Linked DNA regions of Mus musculus: region 1 is linked to region 2. A link is a loop called in an ENCODE intact Hi-C map of the cell type or tissue named here. Cell type or tissue: heart. All regions are shown on one strand. Each heading gives the region's core, and the rest is flanking DNA. Links, peaks and the distances in the headings are about the cores only.

The links. Hi-C counts contacts between places; a loop is a spot of excess contacts. Peaks named below come from ENCODE experiments on the same cell type or tissue, not always from the same donor. Only the 100,000 strongest peaks of a DNase experiment are listed, where the experiment ranks them.
Region 1: a loop joins it to region 2, with 2.2 times the contacts of the local background. A loop is called at or near these places in 1 of 42 quality-filtered maps.

What each region holds. Positions count from the first base shown.
Region 1 is chrX:74,368,821-74,376,786 of GRCm38, reverse strand. Gm44504 (predicted readthrough transcript (NMD candidate), 44504) reads left to right here and starts at 3,438. Exons shown (of 6, transcript NR_103489.1): 1 at 3,438-3,596; 2 at 4,105-4,173; 3 at 5,776-5,936. Slc10a3 (solute carrier family 10 (sodium/bile acid cotransporter family), member 3) reads left to right here and starts at 3,438. Exons shown (of 3, transcript NM_145406.2): 1 at 3,438-3,596; 2 at 4,105-4,173; 3 at 5,776-7,570. The coding sequence starts at 5,915. The coding sequence ends at 7,336. In heart, for the core only: a CTCF peak has its summit at 3,393; a DNase peak (open chromatin) is centred at 3,436; H3K4me3 peaks cover 1,252 bases; H3K27ac peaks cover 1,041 bases.
Region 2 is chrX:74,267,010-74,274,975 of GRCm38, reverse strand. It overlaps Rpl10 (ribosomal protein L10), which reads right to left and starts at 4,160. Exons shown (of 7, transcript NM_052835.3): 1 at 4,102-4,160; 2 at 3,952-3,997; 3 at 3,258-3,316; 4 at 3,069-3,176; 5 at 2,659-2,797; 6 at 2,142-2,304; 7 at 1,841-2,061. The coding sequence starts at 3,974. The coding sequence ends at 1,909. It overlaps Dnase1l1 (deoxyribonuclease 1-like 1), which reads left to right. Exons shown (of 8, transcript NM_027109.3): 5 at 508-608; 6 at 758-870; 7 at 950-1,198; 8 at 1,285-1,759. The coding sequence ends at 1,407. Snora70 (small nucleolar RNA, H/ACA box 70) reads right to left here and starts at 2,484; the gene lies at 2,356-2,484. Mir7091 (microRNA 7091) reads left to right here and starts at 871; the gene lies at 871-949. In heart, for the core only: a CTCF peak has its summit at 4,184; DNase peaks (open chromatin) are centred at 3,635, 4,255 and 4,665; H3K4me3 peaks cover 2,388 bases; H3K27ac peaks cover 2,244 bases.

The DNA of each region.
Region 1 (7,966 bases), core at 1,838-4,337, 100 kb before region 2:
TGCCTCACAACCATCTGTAGTGGGATCTGATGTCCTCTTCTGGTGTGTCTGAAGACAGCTACAGTGTACTTACACATAATAAATAAATAAATCTTTTTAAAAAAAAGAAAAGAAAAAGAACACCCTGACTTGCTGAGCTGCCTGCAGATGTACAGTATGCTGTAGGTTTCCAGCATTCATGAACTGTTATCCATACAGGAGTAGGCTTTGGTAATGGAGCCATCTTTGAGTCATTTCTGCTCCTGTAAGTAACTCCTCGCCCATATTCCTGTAAGTAACCCCAATAAAGTCCAGGTATCTTCACTTTAGTCTATTGTTAGTTCTGTATCTGGGGTAAGTAGACATTTGTTTAAGTCTATCCAGGAATAATGTCATACAACAGAGTGTGTATGAGTTTGTCCATATGCATGTAGTGCCTAATAAGGCCACTGATAAGAGGTCATTGGATCCCCTGGAGCTGGAGTTATAGGCAGTAGGGAGCCACCTGACATGATGGAAATTTAGGTCTTCTAAAAGAGAAGTCTGTGCTTTTAATCACTGAGCAGTCTCTCCAGTCCCAGATAAATGTGGGGGGTTTTTTGGTTTTTGTTTTTGTTTGTTTTTTTGAGACAGGATTTTTCTGTATATTTCTGGCTGTCCTGGAACTCACTCTGTAGACCAGGCTGGCCTCAAACTCAGAAATCTGCCTGCCTCTGTGTTCCAAGTGCTGGGATTAAAGGCATGCACCACCACCGCCCAGCTGATAAATGTATTTTTAAAAGATTTATTTATTATTATATGTAAGTACACTGCAGCTGTCTTTAGACACACCAGAAGAGGGTGTCATGTCTCATTCAGATGGTTGTGAGCCACCATGTGGTTGCTGGCATTTGAACTCAGGACCTTTGGAAGAGCAGTCAGTGCTCTTACACTCTGAGCCATCTCTCCAGCCCATAAATGTATTTTTAAAAAACAAATATATGTAACATCAAATATATGTAACATAAAAATTATTGTTATTTACTTGTAAGGTAAAAAGAGATATTACTCAGACACATACATGCATACATAATATAAAAATAAGTATCTTTTTAGAAAAATAAAAAATACATAAAGCTAAAGAACCTCTTGGAGCTTGTGGTATATTTCAGTCATAGAGTGTTGTCAAGTTTGCATTAAGACCCGGGTTTGGCCGGGCATGGTGGTACATGCCTTTAATCCCAGCACTCGGGAGGCAGAGGCAGGCGGATTTCTGAGTTCAAGGCCAGCCTGGTCTACAGAGTGAGTTCCAGGACAGCCAGAGATACACAGAAAAACCCTGTCTCGAAAAACCAAAAACCAAAACAACAACAACAACAACAAAAAACAACAACAACAAAAACAGACCTGGGTTTGATCCCCATAGAAATGAACCTCTGCTACTGGTGTGAGAGAAGCCAATTTTGGGTGGTTGGGGATATGGAGGGAAAAAAATCCTAAAACTCCTCTCTCTCTCTCCTCTCTCTCTTCTCTCTTCTCTCTTCTCTCTTCTCTCTTCTCTCTTCTCTCTTCTCTCTTCTCTCTCTCTCTCTCTCTCTTCTCTCTTCTCTCTCTCTCTCTTCTCTCTTCTCTCTTCTCTCTTCTCTCTTCTCTCTCTCTCTTCTCTCTTCTCTCTTCTCTCTTCTCTCTCTCTCTCTCTCTCTCTCTCTCTCTCTCTCTCTTTGGTTTTTCGAGACAGGGTTTCTCTGTGTAACCCTGGCTGTCCTGGAACTCACTCTGTAGACCAGGCTGGCCTCAAACTCAGAAATCCGCCTGCCTCTGCCTCCCAAGTGCTGGGATTAAAGGCGTGCACCACCACGCCCAGCTAAACTGGCCTTAAATAGCCAATCCTCCTGCCAGGTGATGGTGCACCATGTTAATCTCAGCACTCAGAAGCAAATCAGGCAGATCTCTGAGTTCGAGGCCAGCCTAGTCAGCAGAGTGAGTTCCAGGACAACCAGGGCTACTTAGAGAAACCCTGTCTCAGGGAGAAAAAAAAAATCCAATTCTCCTGTCTCAGCCTTTGAAGTGCTAGCATAGCTGAGAAAAGGTTCATTTTAAAGCAATACTCATTTATTCTAGTTTCCCCAGTAACTTTGGGAACAACGACCCTTTTTTAAAAATTGTGTATGAGCCTGGCAGTGGTGGCACGCACCTTTAATCCTAGCACTTGGGAGGCAGAGGCAGGTGGATTTCTGAGTTCGAGCCTGGTCTACAGAGTGAGTTCTGCGACAGCCAGGACTACACAGAGAAACCCTGTCTCAAAAAAACCAAACCAAAAAAAAATGTGTATTTATAGTTTGTGTATGAGTACTCATGTAGGTCAGAGGACAACTTCTAGGAGTCAGTTCTTTCCCTCCATTGAACATGTAGTGTTGAGAGGCCTCAAGTGCTTTTATCAACTGAGCCATCGCAGAAGCCTCATTATAGATTTTTAAAGACAGAATTTCTCTGTGTGGCCCTGGACAGCTGGCCTGGAACTCTCTCAGTAGACCTACCTAGTCTTGACCTCAGCAATTTGCCTGCTTCTGTCTCCAAGGCTCATTAAAAAGAAAGAAAGAGCCCGGCGTGGTGGCACACGCCTTTAATCCCAGCACTCAGGAGGCAGAGGCAGGCAGATTTCTGAGTTCGAGGCCAGCCTGGTCTACAAAGTGAGTTCCAGGACAGCCAGGGCTACACAGAGAAACCCTGTCTCGAAAAAAAAAAAAAGGAAAAGGAAGAAAGAAAGAGATCAAAACAATAAGATAAACAAGTTTATTTTGTACACCTCAAAAAAGAGAAGCAAGCTGGCCAGTGGTGGTCCATGCCTTTAATCCCAGCACTTGAGAGGCAGAGGCAGGTGGATTTCTGAATTCGAGGCCACCCTGGTCTACTGAGTGAGTTCCAGGACAGCCAGGGATATTCAGAGAAAAACTGTCTCGGAAAAAAAGGAAAAAGAAAAAGAAAGGGGGGGGGGGAGAGAGAAGCAGATACGGCAATAACAGAACTACCTGGATACAAGTCACCTTTTAAAAAATGACATGCATATGTTTGGCTGTATGTTTGTATGTGCACCATATGCATCCAGTATGGGCAGAGGCAAGAAGAGGGTATCAAAGCTCCTGAACTGTAGTTACAGGCGGCTGCAAGCTGCTAAGTAGATAATGTGAAGTTGAACCAGAGTCCTGAAAAGGTAGTAAACACTCACTGAGCCATCACTTCAATCACCACATGACCTTTAATTTAGTATCAGTTTAATGTCCTCTGACATCATCTTCCCATCACCCACTTTTATCTGAGGAGGTAACCACACAAGAATGTACTTATTGCCCCACATGCCAATACCAGTGACTTAGGCAGTCAGGTCTCACGTGGTAGGGCCAGCTCGTCGCTTCCAGAAACGTCACATCCGTTGGGAACCTGACACAAGCCCGCCAGGGGCGAGTGCTTTTGTGAGAGGGCGGAGTCCTAGCACGCGGATGGAACCTTGGTGGGGCGGAGCCTGTGGGGGCGGGACGAGGCCCGGGCAGGACGGGCCTCACTTGCCGGCGTTTGCCGGCCCGGGCCACTACTTGTGAGGAGCTCTGTGGCCGCGGAAGCAAGTGAGAGATTTCGACCAGGTAGGTGAGGATGGGAGGTGACTTGTGGCTCCGTCCGCAGTCCGTGGTCACCAGCTCTGGCCAGACCCAGCGAAAGGTCTTGCGGGTGCGGTTGTGACGTGGAGGCTCTTCAGAACCCAAGACTGCCCGTGGGGGTTGTAAGCCCTTCCTAACTTCTCTAGCCACCTGACAGACCCTGAACTGTCAGGTGCGGAGGAGACCTGGTCATCATTGCCAGTTATTCTTCAGCCCCTATACTTTGCTGCTGTGAAAAAACAAAAACAAAAAACAAAAAAAAACTTCCGGATGGTATTGCTTCCTCACTCAGCCTTGGAGTGTGTTTACTCTAACTCTTTCAGCTCCACTATCAGCAGAAGTGTAGGATAGGGACCAAATCCCTCTTGCAGTGATCTACTATGGTCCACTAGTCCTGCTGGTAGGATGGGGTTATGGGTGGATGGTCCTTAGTCTTTCCCTTAACTGGCTCACACTACTCTGATGCCTACATCTTTTCTCTCTACTTGACTAGTTACCTTACTCTGGTTTTCCTGCCTCCCTCTTCATCAGCGAGATTCAAGGCTGGACCAGGGCCCCCAGGGTAAGTGACCCATACTCAAAATCAGCATAATGTAAAACCTGCTATATCCACTGCCATCAAGTTGCCCCAGTTCTAGCAGATGATAATACAAAGGTGTTGACTATCCAGTTGAGAAAGGGAAGGAGGCAGACCTCTCCTTTCGCCCCATGTTACTCTACCCTTAGAAATACTGAGGTTCACTGTAAGTTTAAAACTCTGGTAGGTCGTGCACACCTTTATCCCAGCACTTGGGGGGCAGGTGGATCTGAGTTCCAGCCTGGTCTTCATGGTGAATTCCAGGTTAGCTAAGACTACACAGTGAAGACCTGTCTCACCAGCAGCAGCAGCAACAACAACAGGACTGAATGTGGTAGCCTACACCTTTAATTACAGCACATAAGACATAGAGGCAGGAAGATCTCTGAGAATTTAAGGCCAGCCTAGTTTACATGTGAATTGCAGGCCAACAGGACTACACACACAAGACCCTGTCTCAAACAAAAAGACTCTGATAGGGTAATACATTGAGAAGACTCTAAGCAGAGACTCTCAGATGTAGCAACAGATATAAGAGCTCAAATTCTGAGACCAGGGAGCTCTGACAAGAGAAGTTTGCTTGCTCATGGCCAGGCGTGGTGGCGCACGCCTTTAATCCCAGCACTCAGGAGGCAGAGGCAGGCGGATTTCTGAGTTCGAGGCCAGCCTGGTCTACAAAGTGAGTTCCAGGACAGCCAGGGCTATACAGAGAAACCCTGTCTCAAAACAAAAACAAAAAGACAAGGTTGCTCAGTGGATACCTATTGTATCCTCACTGTATTCCTACTGAAGTCCCACTATAGCTTCCCTGAGAAGCAGGGGTGTGTGTCTCACAGGACTTCCATCTCATAACTATAGGGCAAATGAAACAAGACATGTAGCCACAGCTTGTCAGTAGCAGCCTTTGGTTCTGGAACTCACTTACTGCACATATCACTTTGTTAAAACTTTGTAGCTGGCAAATGGCACTTAGACACCCTTATTCTATTCTTTAAAGACCTGGATCTGGCCCAATCAGCACCCTTTGTTCTCATCTGGCCAGTCTTTTTGTCTCTCCCCCCCCCCCCCCAGGAAGCCATTTATTTGATTTGCTTTGTTTGGAAATGAACTATCAAGTCTCCCAGGCTGCCCTGGAACTGGCTATATAACTGAAGGATAATCTTAGTCACCTGATTCTCTTGGCTCCACCTCCCAAATACTGGGATGACAGGAGTGAGCCACCATATTTACCCCCTCCAGGTAGCAATTTAGTTCATTCCCATGGTGGTATCTTTGCATCTTGAAATGAGAGTGGGATGGCCTAGTGGTGACAGGATTAGAGATCACTCTCCTAAAACCCTCAGTATTAGAACTTCTCTATGAGGTTACCATAGTAAGAAAGTCCATGTAATTTGGCAGCCTGAGTGGGGATTCCCCTCTTGAGGGCTGAGAAGCTTGAGGCAGCTGTGCTGAAAGAGGAGATGGCTGAATGACATTCAAGGGCCAGCATTATTTCAAAACTAGAGGTAAAGGTCTGAGAGCCCCATGCTCCTAAGCTTGCAATTTCTCCTCTTCATTAACCACTTTCTTTACCCCTTTTCTTTTCAGGAAAAAATCCTGCTATCAAGGAAGAAAATATAGGACCAGGACCTTCCCATGGACCCTTCTCAGGACATTCCAACAGCACAAGCAAGGGTGTCTCCCTAAGACACAAGAGGCCTGAAAAAACTATCCTTTGTGAAGTGCCATGGTGGTCAAGAAAAGCAGAGGTAGCTCCCAGCAGTTGCCTGGCCTGGGAGGACAGGGTGGTTGTACAGGTTTTGTAGGCATGCTTGGAACTGCCCTGCTGTTCATCAGCCTACCATGGGGAGCTCAAGTGATGGCCAGTGCCAACATCAGCACTGCTCTGGGCCACACAAGTGGTCACTATTTGAGTATTGGGGATGGCTCAGTGACAGAATTTGATTTCCCTGAGAAGAGTGAGGGTATCATTGTGATCTCTAGCCAATACACTGGACAGACCAATGGGACAGGCCCCAGCCCCATACTTAAGGTTATATCCCTGGACACAGAGGTGCTGACCATTAAGAATGTGAGTGCCATAACCTGGAGCAGTGGAGGTGGCTTTGTGGTAGGCATCCACTCAGGTCTAGCTGGGCTGGCCCCACTCCACCTCCAGCTCATGGATTTCTATGAGGCCCCACCCCTGCTGATCGAAGAACGGAGAGATTTCTGCATCAGGGTGTCACCTGCTGAAGACCTCCCTTCTGCTCTCAACACCAACTTGGGCCACTTCTCAGAGAACCCAATACTCTACTTGCTTCTGCCTCTTATCTTTGTCAACAAGTGTTCATTTGGTTGCAAAGTGGAACTTGAAGTTTTGAAGGAGCTCCTACAGAGCCCCCAACCCATGCTGTTGGGCCTCTTGGGCCAGTTTCTGGTCATGCCTTTCTATGCTTTCCTGATGGCCAAAGTCTTCATGCTACCCAAGGCCTTAGCTCTGGGCCTCATCATTACCTGCTCATCACCTGGTGGTGGAGGGAGCTACCTCTTCAGTCTCCTCCTTGGAGGAGATGTCACCCTGGCCATCTCCATGACTTTCATCTCAACAGTAGCTGCCACTGGTTTCCTACCACTCTCATCAGCCATCTACAGCTACCTTCTCAGCATCCATGAAACACTCCACGTGCCCATCTCCAAGATATTGGGGACCCTGCTGTTTATCGCCATCCCCATAGCAGCGGGTGTGGTGATCAAATCTAAGCTCCCCAAGTTCTCTGAACTACTGTTACAGGTCATCAAGCCCTTCAGCTTTATACTTCTCCTGGGTGGCCTGTTCCTGGCCTACCACATGGGGGTCTTCATCCTAGTGGGAGTCAGGTTACCCATTGTACTGGTGGGTTTCACAGTGCCTCTTGTTGGCCTCTTGGTGGGCTACAGCCTGGCCATCTGCCTGAAGCTGCCAGTGGCTCAGCGACGAACAGTCAGCATTGAGGTAGGGGTGCAAAACAGCCTGCTAGCCTTAGCCATGCTACAGCTGTCTCTGCGCCGCCTTCAAGCAGACTATGCCTCTCAGGCCCCTTTCATTGTGGCACTGAGTGGTACCTCCGAGATGTTGGCTTTGGTTATTGGCCAGTTCATCTATAGCATCTTGTTTCCTGTTCCCTGAGCCCTCTGGATCAAGTTTTATAACTTCCAGCCCCCATACTCCTCTCTTCCCACAGTTCTTGTGTACCGTACCAAAGGCCTTTAGTTCTCATGCACTATGCACTCAAGACAAATCCAGGCTTATTTTTTTACTCCTTTTCGCCCCAGCTTTCAGTGCCAAAGAGGCCATGCTGAGTTAGATAGTTGGGTATTGCCCAGAAATATATTTCAATAAAAAAAAACCAAAAAAACAAAAGCAAGCTCGGGTCCCTTCCAGTCTGTCCCTTGGAGCCTGTGGATTGGGGTAAGAAGAGTGTGTCTGGGCGGATATGGGCCAGAACAGTGAACCAGCTTGGTGACCCTGCACAGAACCCACTTTCTCCTCCTCACTCTGTTTTGCACATGGTAGACATGTACCTTTGAGCTGTATCCTCAGATCTACAAAGGCTTTGCTCTAACAGCCCTACCTAACAGGGCAGACCTCTGCACTATAAGGAGTGAAGAGAGCACTACTTCCGAGCTTCAGTCAGGATATTTTTGCAGCCAGACTAGAAAGGAAGTAGAAAGCCATTAAGCTATGACAGGCAGGACTGGACCATTTCTGTATCTGAGAGACACCACCACGTGTTTGCATTGACTTGGTCCACCAGCA
Region 2 (7,966 bases), core at 2,969-5,468:
AAAAAACAACAACCAAAACAGTTCCAGGGAGCTGGAGGCATAACTCAGTGTCAAAGTGCAAATTTATCCCCAGTGATAAATGAAAAACTCCAAGCCAGGAGTGGTATCCCATGCCTTTAATCCCAGCACTCAGAGGCAGAGACAGATGGATCTCTGTGAGTTTGAAGTCAGCATAGTTTACAGAGCAAGTTCCAGGACAGCCAGGGGTACACAAAAAGAAACCCTATCAGAGATGAGAGAGAGAGAGAGAGAAAGAGAGAGAGAGAGAGAGAGAGAGAGAGAGAGAGAGAGAGAGATCCAAGACAGACAGACAGGGCTACATAATAGAACTTTTCTTTTAAAAAAAAATAGAAGGAATAAGAAAAAACCCTAAGTTCTAGAAAAAAATGGCTGTACCCCCATGAGAGTGGCAGAACAAGGAGCCAGGCATCTTCCTCTTTGAGCACTAACTCTACTCTTTTTATATAAGATGTGGGGCCACTACTTCCTACCTCTTGGTCTTCCCAGGTCTGACAAGACACAGGTCCTAAATTTCTACCAATACAACGACACAGATGATATTTTTGCCCGAGAACCATTTGTGGCCCATTTCACTCTCCCTAGCAAAAGTAAGAGGGGTAAAAAAATCTGGGCCTGGTACAAGGAAATAGGAGGGGGATGTGGCTGGTTTTCCTGTGGGTTGGTTTCTGGGGGAAGCAGAGGTGGTTATGTAGAAGGCCTGGCAGCTGTGGCAGCCTCAGCTTCCTGGACCTTGCAGCTCTTCCAAGTGTGGTGCTGGTTCCTCTCCACACCACTCCCAAGGATGTTGAGAAGGAGCTGAATGCCCTCTATGATGTGTTTCTGGATGTCTACCAGCGCTGGCAGAATGAGGTAGGGGTGATAGATTCCATGGCAGAGGGGATGGTGCAAATGCCTTTTAGCAAGACGCAGTGGCTTCTGTCGTCTCTAGAATGTGATTCTGCTTGGAGACTTCAATGCAGACTGTGCATCGCTGACAAAAAAACGTCTGAAAAGCCTGCTACTCCGGACTAAGGCAGGCTTCCACTGGGTGATTCCTGATGGGGAGGATACTACAGTGCGGGCCAGTACTAACTGTACCTATGACCGAATTGTGGTGCATGGACAGGGCTGCCAAATGCTGCTGAAGGCTGCAGCTACCTTTGACTTTCCCAAGAGGTTTCAGCTGACTGAGGAAGAGGTAGAGAAGCTGGGTGGGCAAAATGGCTGAGGGCAGAATTGTGGAGGTGAGCCAGATACTGACACTTCATTTTGTTCTCTCCTCAGGCTCTCCGCATCAGTGACCATTATCCTGTAGAAGTGGAACTGAGCCAGGCCACTCCACTGAGTATCCCACCCCACTACTTAGCCGCTCTACTGCTGTCACTCCTGCCATCTCAGCTGGACTAGATAGCCATTGACTTGACCAGGGCACTGGTAGTCTCAGATGTGAAAGTCAATGACAGCTTTTTTAAATAGCTGCTTGCTATTCTGAGAAAGCTAGGGCTGGGAGTATAACTCAGCAACAAGTGCCTTGGGCTTGAATCCTGTTGGGTAGACAGGACTTCACCTGAGGTAGTTAGGAACAAAGCTCCAGTAGAAATGGGCTCAGATCATACCTAAGATTTCTGCAACTGATACAAATGAGCTCATACTGGAAAAACCTTAGGTCTAAGTAATCTTGCTTCTCCATGCACTATACTACATGGCTCTGCCAGTGTTGTCAGGTTTAAAATATTCAATAAAATCATTTTAACCTTTTGCATGTATGCTTAATTCAATAAGCTGTCCCAATTGACCAAATTTAAAACCTCATGGTATTTAAGAATCAGAAACAAAAACATAAGCGAACTTGATGCGAGATTTTATTATTGAACGATTTGGTAGGGTATAGGAGAACTATTGAAGCCTTCAGGAATGCAGGGCTCTCCACTTGTCCAGAGGACCACGATTGGGGATATATTTGACACCACAGCCATCAGGAATGAGCCGCTTCTCAGCAACCATGTCTTCAAATTCATCTGCATTAAACTTGGTGAAGCCCCACTTCTTTGAGATGTGGATCTAGAAGGAAATAGAAAATAACAAACTCAGCAAGGAGGACCAGAGCAAGAAAACAGAAGAACTTAAATACCACTACCTACCTTCTGGCGGCCAGGGAACTTGAACTTGGCTCTTCGCAGAGCCTCAATCACATGTTCCTTGTTCTGCAACTTGGTTCGGATGGACATGATGACCTGGCCAATGTGAACCCTGGCCACTGTGCCCTGGGGCTTCCCAAAGGCACCACGCATCCCTGTCTGGAGCCTAGATCAGGGACAACATTGTGATCAGAGGCCTGATTACCAACTGCCAGAAAATTGTCTCCAAGGTCCCTTGAGGCAGCCCATATAGATAATAGGCTACATACACTACCAAGGAGGCTGCTGTTTGCAACCATTGCACACCAAAGTCCCCATGGGAAAAGGGGACTTGGTCGGCTTAATTAGCTGCACAAAAAATCAAAGAAATCCCTAAAAATACTGCTGGACAGTGGTGGTTTTTAATCACTTGGGAGGCAGAGGCAGGCAGATCTCAGATATGCCTGGTGTACATTAAGTTCCCGGACAGCCAGGGATACAGAGAAACCCTGTCTCAAAACCAAATAAAACACCAGCTTACCTGTCAGCCCCAGCACAGGACAACATCTTGTTGATACGGATGACATGGAAAGGGTGGAGCCTCACTCGGATATGAAAGCCATCCTTGCCACAACTCTTTACCATGTATTTGTTGGCACAAATACGGGCAGCCTCCAGTGCTGAATGGGGAAATAACAGCAGTGAAACAGGGTGTCAGGACATTGAATAAATTATAATATATAATCCACAAGTACACAAGAAATGCCAATTAACACACCGGGCATGGTGGTCCATGCCTTTAATCCCAGCACTTGGGAGGTGGATTTCTGAGTTTGAGGCCAGCCTGGTCTACAAAGTGAGTTCCAGGACAGCCAAGGCTACAGAGAAACCGTCTCGAAAAACCAAAAAAAAAAAAAAAAAGAGCCAATTAACAAATGGGAGCTGTCTCACCTTCAGAAGAGAGTTGCTCATATTCATCTGACACCATATGGCCACAAAGTGGGAATTCATCAACTTTTGCTTTCTTCCGTCCCAAATCAAAGATTCGGATCTTAGCATCTGAAAAACACGTGGTTTAAAGTTCTCGAGAAGTGGGGAATAGACAAACACCGATCCAGTTCGAAGTTTGTCACTACTTACCAGGGACACCACGGCAGAAACGAGACTTTGGGTATGGCTTGTTCTTACAATACCGGTAACTATAGAAGGAAGGAAACTCAGGTGTGATTAATGGTGACAACAGGACTAAACCAGCTCTGAATCCAGTTTCCATTCAGGGTAACTGATTCTAAGGCAACTTGTTGTTAAACAATTACACAAATTATAAAACAGAAAAAGAATCATGCACTAGCATCACCCTCTAACCAGAGTTGGGTGAGATATCACAATTTTCCTAGCATGTGACAGAAGACCCGCCTTAGCCACGTTAAGAGAATATGGCGTCCTCTTCAGGACACGCGTTTAGGCGGCGCCTACGGACTGGTCAGCCCTTGGTGTCCTGTTAAAAACCACAAAGCTCAAGGCCGGAAATAAAAGACGGACGCAAAAGTGACCAAGAAGGCCTGGTAGGCGTTGTAAAAAGGCTCATTTGCGACGCAGAGGATTGGATGCACACGGACATGCTAGTTCTACCCAAGCGCTTTAGTATTGGGTAACGCCACCCACAGCCTCAAAATAAAGGTCCCAGTAAAGTATTAAAGAAAACCCGAAGTCAGTCTTTACTTCAGGGTCTCTAAGTGGCAGAGAGTCCACCCATAAAAAAAAAGTCTTTCGAAAGAAATGCATTTTTCCCTCAGTTTTCACAGTAGGAAGATTGCATGGGTTCAGCACTCACCACCGGGCGGGGCGGCGGCCCATGATGACAATAGGATCGTCGGTGGCTGTAATGAAACAGTCAAAGAATACAGACACAGAATAAGTGTAAAAAAAATCCCAAAGAAAAATTACGAGACCATCGTAAAAAACCGTGACCGAACTCACTCACCGCGCCAGAGGAAAAGAGACGCTCCCACGCCTGCTCACGCCTTATATAGGCGGCCTATCTTCCACTGTAACAACCATAGAGTTACAGCCAGGGGGTGGTGTCGACGCTCTATCAGACGCTAAGATCATAGATGCAGCGCTGCTCTGCGCATGTGTACCAGGCGGGACCGAACGAAGCACAGAGCTTATTGGTGACTGGATACCGGAATAGGGAACTGCATGCTGGCGAATGGGATTTCGACACATAGGCAAGAGAAACCAGCTTCCGCCTGGCCATATTGGGCGGAGAGCCATTGACAGGTTTTGCTATTACGTATGATTGCCAATATTCTAAGACTTGAAAAGGGGAGTCTTTCTCAGTGGAACTGGACCGTCACGGAGGTGTTCCTTTGCTTACAGGGCTCTAGAGTGCTGGTTCAGGCCTTCCTCAAGGCTACAGGAAATGGCGCGAACGTTCCATGGTAGGGACTCCGAAGTTCCTTTGTCACCCGGGAGGTTGGAGACCCACCCACAAAGCTGACGTCTAAGAGCCAACAAAGAGCACCATGATAGGTGCTTGATTGCTTTCAGGAGACCAATTAAAATCTCCCTTAGAGGAAAAAAATCTCCGTTAGGCGCTCACTGTCCTCCTCGCTAGTTGGGCCCGCCCCACTCTAATTCTCAGGAAAAGACGTGTTCTTAGGGAGACTGGAGACTGGGCAAAGACGATGGCGATATCATTACTTCCTACTAGCCCCAGGAGGGTCGCGGTGCTGTGGGCCACGCCCTAGTAGGAGAGTCGGAGTTCCTTTGCCCCAGATTCCGAGAGAAAAACTAGGTGTAGCACACCTCTTCTTTTCACTATGAAGAATTCAAAATGTACATCTGGGTGTGTCTAGAAGGATTGGCAGCTAACCACTAACTACTCTCCCATATAAGGTTACAATCTAGGGAGGCACCAGAACGGGAACACTGTTCTGATCTAGGAGCACGTGTCTGAGCATCATCAGTCACTCAGACTCTATGAATTTGTGCCTCTTGTGTCACTTAGGGAGACATGATAGGAACAAAAGTATAGGGACCAAGGGCCTTCCCTCCCAACATCCCATGGTGCCGCTCCCTGGTTACATGTGCCCAGCTTGTTCCAGCACATTTAAGATTCCCAGCCACAAACCAGAGCTACTAGATTGCTTCTGCCAAATAGCTTCCCTGTGACACTTATCCAGTTCCTGGAGGCTTCACAAATTGATATCTATCCTCTGAAAACAGTTCTGTCCTGCCAGTCCTCTCCACCTGATTGGTATTTGTGCAGTTGTGGAGGTGGCTGTTTCTTTAGCTGGAGAGAGATAAATGAGAATAGTCTATATATTTTGACCACCTTTTCTTATCTTTCTTTTTGGTTTTTCAAGACAGGGTTTCTCCATTTTGCAAATGTACCACATTTTTCTTCATTTTGTTTGTTTGTTTGTTGAGAAAGGGTTTCTCTGTGTAGTCTTGACTGTCCTGGAACTCTGTAGACCAGGCTGGCCTGGAACTCAGAAATCCGACTGCCTCTGCCTCCCAAGTGCTGGGATTAAAGGTGTGTGCCACCACGCCCGGCTTTGACCACCTTTTCAATTAAACATTTATTTCTTCAGACAGGATCTGAGTGTGTCAGCCCCGGTGACCTGAAACTCACTTATGTAGATCAGGATGGCCTTCAGCAAACAGAGATCCACATACCTATGTGTGCAGATCTAAGACCTGTGCCACCACAGCCAGCCATGCATTTATATTCGTATGAGTGTTTTGCATGCAAGCATGCAAGTGTACAGCATACATTTCTGAAGCTGGCAGAAGCCAGAAGAGGGTGTCAGATCCCCTAGAACCGGAGTTACTGACAGTTGTGAGCCTCCCTGTGGGTACTAGGAATCAATCTCAGATCCTCTGCAAGAACTAGTTCTCTTACAGCTAACCCATCTCTTCAGCCCTTACATGTATTTACTTTATGTGTATAAATGTTTGAAACTGCATGGCCCTGCTTTGTAAGTCTTGATCCCCAGGAGCACAGTCTCCCAGGCCTTCCCTGTATGAGGATGTTTGTACTACATGAGATATGCTTTCAGCCAGTGTACAGGGCAGAGTGTCCTTCAGCTCTTTGAGATACAGCCAGGCTCAGTACACACACACACACACACACACACACACACACACACACACACACTCAGTGTTGTTTTGTCTTCCAGAGCTACTTTTCCCATACTTTGATTAGAAGGTAGAGAATAAGGTGATAGCAAGTACCCAGGCTTCTCCTGTCTGGGATGGTCTCAGAGAACCAGGGTCAGGGGTTTGGATTGCCCTCTCACATTTTGCTTGGTGCCTTTGCCGTGGGATTCCTTCATGGGCCTCTCTGTAAATAGGCATGGTCTTGACCTATTTACAGGTGCTAGCTGGCACTGGGTTCATGTACCCATCCTGGCTTATCAGTTGTTCCCTCTTACTCTAATTTCCCCATCTGGGTCCCCAGTAGAGATGGAGCCACATAGAACATAATGGCCAGGCTCTCAGAGAACAGGGTCTTCAGAAACTGTTCCCAAGCCGGGTGTGGTGGCGCACGCCTTTAATCCCAGCACTCGGGAGGCAGAGGCAGGCGGATTTCTGAGTTCGAGGCCAGCCTGGTCTACAAAGTGAGCTCCAGGACAGCCAGGGCTATACAGAGAAACCCTGTCTCAAAAAACCAAAAAAAAAAAGAAACTGTTCCCAATATGTCCCTAGGCACAGGTAGGACCCTAAGGATCCTGGTGAGATATAAATGCTGTGACCCCACTGCTTCAGGGAGCTCTGCTGAAGGCATTGTCCCCCTTTCCTTATGGGAGTGGGTGGGGTTTTGAGCAGAGTGCTGGGCTGTCAGGCTGACTAAGGGAGGAGAAATGGTCAGCTGGGCCTGCCCCCTTGTAGTGAGAATTTTCATTTCTTTAAAACCCCAGTTATGTTATGCAAATATGGTTTGGTTTTGTTTTTATTGGATATTTTATTTATTTACACTTCAAATGTTATCCCCTTTGCGGATATCAACCGATATGGTTTTGCTTTAATCCCAGGTATAGGATAGGGGGCTGCTTAGAATTGCCCACAGCTACTAACTAGAATTGTCTTGTGCTCTAGGAGGGGCATGATTTTTGAAGATAGTATATATAGTATATGCTTGGGACTCTGAAGACTCTTGAGAGGGTATAAGTGCAAGAGCCCCAAGCAGGTTGTGGTGGCTGCCGCGCTCCCCGTGCTGCTGCTGCTGCTGCTGCTGCTGCTGCTGCTGCTGCTGCTGCTGCTGCTGCTTTTTCTATTGCTATGGCTATCTATGGCTATGGCTGCTGCTATGGATTGCTGGATTGCTGGTTGGAGATACCCTAATGAGACAGCTTCCCCTTCTACATAGCTAGCATTGGCTTGCCCCAAGGAGCCTGACACTCATAATCAGCAGGAAGTAGTCTGAAGATGTCTATGCCCTCTTTCCCCTCTAACTCTCTTTCTCTCCCATCTAGTACTGGGGGGCTGGAAGGGTGGTAAATATAAAAACCTAATAAAGTAGCCCAAAGAAATACACCTCAACCCCTGCTTTGCCCTGCCCTGAGTCCGGCCTGAACTTGCAGTCTCTGGGCCCTGCTTCCAGCTGGAGTTAACAAACCCATTTCCCTTCTTGGTCTCACTGGGTGGGAGGACAGGCTATGGAGGGCATTTAGCCACGTGACCTTGACTTCTGTGACCTAGGCTTCTGGTGCCTGTTGGCCAACAGAGCCAGGGCATAGCATCATTTGTGGTTGCACATTTCCACCCCACTGCAGATTCTAGGCCATGTGGCCTGGCTGGGCAGTCAGCTGAGGAGGTCACAAAGATGCACCTGGCCTGCT